Regions from separate parts of the Homo sapiens genome. Here region 2 is linked to region 1. Evidence: chromatin loops called from intact Hi-C (ENCODE). Cell type or tissue: ascending aorta. All regions are shown on one strand. Each heading gives the region's core, and the rest is flanking DNA. Links, peaks and the distances in the headings are about the cores only. Region 1 overlaps ZNF816-ZNF321P (ZNF816-ZNF321P readthrough). Region 2 holds the start of ZNF701 (zinc finger protein 701).

Evidence for each region. Peaks named below come from ENCODE experiments on the same cell type or tissue, not always from the same donor. Only the 100,000 strongest peaks of a DNase experiment are listed, where the experiment ranks them.
Region 2: it touches region 1 in a loop (24-fold over the local background); 2 of 110 quality-filtered maps call a loop at or near these places.

The regions. Positions count from the first base shown.
Region 1 is chr19:52,941,200-52,944,102 of GRCh38, forward strand. The region is part of intron 3 of ZNF816-ZNF321P (ZNF816-ZNF321P readthrough); the gene reads right to left. It also overlaps the pseudogene ZNF321P. Among named protein-coding and RNA genes, the nearest start is that of ZNF888, 19 kb to the left of the region's middle. RefSeq lists an enhancer at 1,343-2,167 and silencers at 1,357-1,566, 1,906-2,091. In ascending aorta, for the core only: no CTCF peak of the experiment used is centred there; DNase peaks (open chromatin) are centred at 992, 1,442 and 1,882; H3K4me3 peaks cover 2,252 bases; H3K27ac peaks cover 2,188 bases.
Region 2 is chr19:52,568,286-52,571,188 of GRCh38, forward strand. ZNF701 (zinc finger protein 701) reads left to right here and starts at 2,002. Exons shown (of 4, transcript NM_018260.3): 1 at 2,002-2,045. It also overlaps a transcript of ZNF808 not described here. RefSeq lists enhancers at 602-1,211, 2,021-2,270, 2,431-2,903. In ascending aorta, for the core only: a CTCF peak has its summit at 1,853 (motif pointing left); DNase peaks (open chromatin) are centred at 1,536 and 1,936; H3K4me3 peaks cover 1,851 bases; H3K27ac peaks cover 2,098 bases.

The DNA of each region.
Region 1 (2,903 bases), core at 172-2,671:
TTGCCTCAGTCTCTTAAAGTGCTGGGATTACAGGCGTGAGCCACTGCGCCCAGCCCCTCTGTCTTCATTACTGTGCTTCCCTCCCTAATTCTGTACATATCTCTCATTCTCCCCTTCTCTCTCTAGCTCTTGTTTTCTTTTCTTTTTCCCTGGGATTCTGCTCTTCATTTTGTACCCCTCTCCTCTCCTGCTGTTTATCCCCTTCTTCCCTCTATTACTTCTCTTCCACCTCTTCTGCTCCATCGTCGCAAATTCTTTAACCTCTTGTTGCTCCTTCTCCCCAATCTTTCGATCATCCTCAATCTCCATATATTTCTGCCTCTTCTCCCATCTCTGCGCCTCCTCTGCTCTCCCTGTTAAATTATCTCTTCCCTGTTAAATCCCCCTTTCCCCAATCTCTAGCACCCCAGATCCCCAGGTGTCCTCCCTGCTGTGCTTCTCCCTCTGTTCTTGCCACCAGCACCACTCTGCTCTGTCTGCCCTGGCTCCAAACCCCTCCTCCTCTCCCTCACTCTGATGAGCCTCCCTCTTTGCTGCCCCCTCCCTACCTTGCTCTTCTTCATCTCTCTGTACATCAAGCTTTTCTCTACTTTTCTCCAGTTCCTTTTCTCCTCCTGTTTTTCTTATCCTTTTTTTTTTTTTTTTTTTTTCCACTTTTGCTGTCTCTTGGCAAATCCTTCACCCATCCTCTACGCTACCATCTGTTATGGCCTTTCTCATTCTTCTTTTCTCTGTCTCAGGTTTTCTACTGCTCTCTCTCTCAGTCTCCCGATCCCTTTGGCCAACACAATCACAGGAGGGCTTTGAAGTAAGATGCCTGCATCCCGGAGGAGCGCATTTTCCAGAGGCTGGTGCAGGGCAGGCAAGAACACACGGTGTCATAGGACAGCCCCGGGCACCTCCCCAACGCGGGCTCAGGAGAAACGGTGATTACGGAGGGAAGACCTGGGGAGCATAAGGGCCCGGCACGAGGAGGGAGGTGGGGGGCGACGGCGCCTTAAGACAAGACTGGGAGGCGCCCAGGGCGGGAATCCGCCTCGCGGTAAGGACTTTAAAAAGTGCGGGTTGGGAGGAGTCAGAAAAAAGTTTTGAGCAGGAAAACTACGCGATGGGAAGTGTATACGTTACCCTATAGCAGAAAGATTCGGGACGGGACCGGTCTATGGTGACTTTAAACCCAAAAGGAAGCGACCCCCAGACTCTCACGGGGACTTCTCAATTTGCTCTGGGTAAAGAAAGACGGAGGAGAACTTCCAGGTCTATGAGGACCCCACGTCCCAGGTACAGAAGCGCCTGGGACCCGGGAAGCGCAGACTTAACACAACACAGAGCAAAACTCACCCCCGCGGTGGGACCGTCACTCCACGCGACCCGCTTCCGGGTTTGTGCGAATCTGCTCTCTGGGGACAGAAGCCAGGCCTGGGCGGGACCCGCGGGGAGGTAGGCGGGGCCTGAGCGAGGTAGGGGCGGGGCGCGAGGCGGAGAGACCTTGCCCTTCAGAACAGACAGAGGGCGGGGCGGGGGCGGGGCCGGGGCGGGACCTGTGCGTCTCTCAGCCTGGCTCCCAGAGCCTCAATTTTTCGGGTTTTGGAGGCGAGACCGGCCAGGAAGGCTGAGGCATGATTCAAAAGCCCTGGAATTGTCTGGAAGGGGATGCAAACTAGAATGTGAAATGCAAAGCCCTGCCTGGGCGGAACATACGATTTCATGCTGACGGCCCACAGAACAGAATAGAAATCCTCTCCCTTTCTATTTTCCATTCACTCAGGAGGGACAGTCCACCCTGTGCTCAGCTTCAGAGACTTCCCCAGGGCCTCCGCCTGGGATGCGGGACCGAGTGCTCAGGCCAGGGAGGAGTGAGGTCACCACCTGCTGCTTAAACACAGCAGGAATGCGGGCGCGGGGGCGGAAGTCTGAGGTCCCAGCTGCTCAGGAAGCAGCGGCGGGAGGATGCTGAGCCTGGGGGTCCAAGCCAGCCTGGGCGACAAAGTAACACCGCCTCCCGCAGCGCTCCCTTCCTTGTCTCTCTCTCTTTTTTTTTTTAACTTTTTTTTAAATAAAATTTTTGATTTTGTGAGATGGGGATCCAACATTGTTATTTTTCATGTGGATATCCAGTTAGTTGTCCCAGCACATTTGTGGAAGAGATCTATTACTTTCATTTTTATATTTACATTTTTTCTTTTCTTTCCTTTTTTGAGACAGAGTATTTCTCTGTTGAACAGGCTGGAGTGCAGCGGCGAGATCTCCGCCTTACTGCAAAATTCACCTCCCGGATTAAGGTAGTTCTCTTGCCTCAGCTTCCCAACTAGCTGGGATTACAGATGCGCGCCACCAAGCCTGGCTAATTGTTTTGTATTTTTAGTAGAGACTGGGGTTTCATCACGTTGGCCGGGCTGGATTCGAACTCCTGACCTCAAGTGATCCACCCGCCTTGGTCTCCCAAAGTGTTGGGACTACAGGAGTTAGCCACCGCGTCTGGCCAGGAAAACTCTTAGAAGTTGCGTCTGCAGCCGGGCGCCGGTGGCTCACGCCTGTAATCCCAGCACTTTAGGAGGCTGAGGCGGGCGGATCACGAGGTCAGGAGTTTGATGCCAGCCTGGCCAATACGGTGAAATCCTGTCTCTACTAAAAAATACAAAAATTAGCCAGGCGTGGTGGTGCGTGAATGTAGTCCCAGCTACTTGGGAGGCTGAGGCAGGAGAATCGCTTGAACCCAGGAGGCGGAGGTTGCAGTAAGCTGAGATCATGCCACTGCACTCCAGCCTGGGTTACATAGTGAGACTACGTCTCAAAAAGAAAAAAGAAAAAAGAAGTTGCGTCTGCATACCACAGGACACAGGTTGCATGACCACATTCCTTTCAAGGCTCAGAATTATTTAAAGGTCCATACCTTTAAATTG
Region 2 (2,903 bases), core at 301-2,800, 370 kb before region 1:
ACTGCTTGAACCCAGGACGTGGAGGTCGTAGTGAGCCGAGATCACATCACTGCATTCCAGCCTGGGCGACAGAGCAGGACGCCTTCCCAAAACAAAACAAAACAAAACAAAATGTGCTATACAATTTAGTTTCCTAATATCAATTTTAAAAAGTTTTCGTGTAAATAATTAGGAAAACTAAGCAGCCCCAGAGATAAGACCTCCTGGCATCATTGTCCCTTCTTATGGAGTGATAATGTAACCTTCCTTGAAGTGTATCACTCCATCACCAGTCAAGCTGCCGCAGCCTATGCACTGGACTTGAATGGAAAATGTGGTGGTTCTGGGAAAGCTTCTCTGTATTTCCTTGTGTGTGTGAAATGTTAATGTCTCTACTTGGGAACGCTGACCCCATTCATTTGGAGTTGAGGTTTCCAGGTGGCTATTCTCATGCTTTGTGTCCAAATAAACTCTATAATTAATAATGTATTCTAAATTTCATTATTTACTGCTGACATCAGTTTCTGTTGGATTGTAGGAGCCTCACCAGAGAGGGCACCTGTCCGCCATGCTGTAAAACTCACACTTGCCAAAAATACATGGGTTAGGGTTTCTCCCCCTCCCTCAGGATGATGCTAGTTAGCTGACACAGATGGTCACCTCCATTACCAAGTAGAGCCAGGATGAATTATGTGTGACCAAGGGTGTTGTCAAGTCCTCTTCCCTGAGGACTGATCAGTGTTTATCTTGAAAACATGTATTTGGGTTGTATAGAACAGTGAAGTTTCTTTCTCTCTTTTCAACCTCTCAACTGTCCTCTATTTCCCATCACATGCTGGTCTAAGGCCTATTTATTAATAAAATAGTTTTTATTTCTTTCTCTGTTATCGTCGTGAAGATGATTTCTCATTTAGGGGAAGATTTTTTTAGTTTTCAATTGTATTTTCTCAACATTTAAGAGCGAAGTGAAGAGTATTTCTTGGGCCAGGCACAGTGGTTCACGCCTGTAATCCCAGCATTTCAGGAGGCCGAGGCAGGCGGATCACTTGAAGTCAGGAGTTCGAGACCAGCCTGGCCAACATGGTGAAACCCCGTCTCTACCCAAAATACAAAAATTAGCCGGGCATGGTGGCCTGTGCCTGTAATGCCAGCTATTCCGGAGGCTGAGGCAGGAGAATCGCTTCAACCCAGGAGGCAGAGGCTGCAGTGAGCCGAGATGTCACCACTGCACTCCAGCCTGAGCGACAGAGAAATACTCCGTCTTAAAAAAAAAAAGAAAAGAAAAAAAAGAAAGTAATAGATCTCTTCCACAAATGTGCTGGGACAATTAACTGGATATCCACATGGAAAAGAATAATGTTGTATCCCTATCTCACACAATCAAAATTTTATTTTAAAAATTAAAAGAGACGATGAGGGGAGCCCTGCGGGAGGGTGTGTTACTTTGTCGCCCAGGCTGGCCTGGACCCCCAGGCTCAGTGATCCTCCCGCCTCTGGCCCTCAGGCTCCCGCCCACCTGGCCGCATTCCTGCTATGTTTAAGCAGTAGGTGGTGACTTCACTCCTCCCTGGCCTGAACACTCCGTCGCGCATCCCAGGCGGAGGCCCTAGGGAAGTCTCTGAAGCTGAGCACAGGGTGGACTCTCCCTCCTGAGTGAATGGAGAATAGAAAGGGAGAGGATTTCTGTTCTGTTCTGTGGGCCGTCAGCATGAAATTGTACGTTCCGCCCAGGCAGGGCTTTGCATTTTACATTCTTGTTTGCATCCCCGTTCCAGACAATTCCAGGGCTTTCGAATCGTGCTTCAGCCTTCCTGACCGCTCTCGCCTCCAAAGCCCGAAAAATAGAGTCGCTGGGAGCGAGGCTGAGAGACGCACAGGTCCCGCCCCGGCCCCGCCCTCTGCCGGTTCTAAAGGGCAAGGTCTCTCCGCCTGGGGCCCCGCCTCTACCTCGATCAGGCCCCGCCCACCTTCTCGTTGGCTCCACCCAGGCCTGGCTTTAGTCCTGTGCGCACACATCCGCGCAGACCAGGAAGCGGATCCCGTGGAGTGAAGGTCGCACCGCGGCGGTGAGTTTTGCTCTGTGTTGTATTAAGTCTGCACTCCCCATATCCCCGGCACTTCCGTACCTGGGACGTGGGGTCACCACAGACCTGTAAATTCTCGCCCATCTTCCTTCAACCAGAGCAAATGCAGACGTTCCCCTGGGAATCCGGAAGTCGCTTCCTTTTGTGTTTAAAGTCGCCCTGAGGCTGTTCCCGTCTCCAGTCTTTCTGCTACAGGGCGCTGTATACACTTCCTATCGCGTAGTTTCTGTGCTCAAAACCGTTTTTTAACTCCTCCCTCCCCGCGCTTTTCAAAGTCCTCACCCGAGATGTGTATTTCCGCCTGGGCGCCTCCCAGTCTCAACCTTTAGGCGCCTGAAGCGCAAACGTCGCGATCCCAGTCTCAGGGAGGCCGAGTTCTCTGCCTGGTGCTGGGATCTTGTGGACCCCACCGAAGGCGTCGTCGCACCCCACCTCCCGCCTCATGCTGGGCCTTGCTGCACCCCAAGTCTCCCCTTAGCAGTCACCACTTTCCTTGAGCCAGCGTTGGGGAGGTGCCAGGGGCCAGTCCTGTGACACGGTGTGTTCTTGCCTGCCTAGCTCCAACCCCTGAAAAATGAGCCTCTCTGGGATGCAGGCGTCTTACTTCAAACCCTCCTGTGATTGTGTGGGCTAAAGAGATCAGGAGACAGAGAGTAGTAGAAAACCTGAGACAGAGAAAAGAAGAATGAGAAAGACCCATAACAGATGGCAAAGTAGAGGATGGGTGAGGGATTTGCCAAGAGACAGCAAAAGTGAAAAAAAAAAGATAAGAAAGCAGGAGGAGAAAAGCAACTGGAGAAATGTAGAGAAAAGCTAGATGTACAGAGAGATGAAGGACAG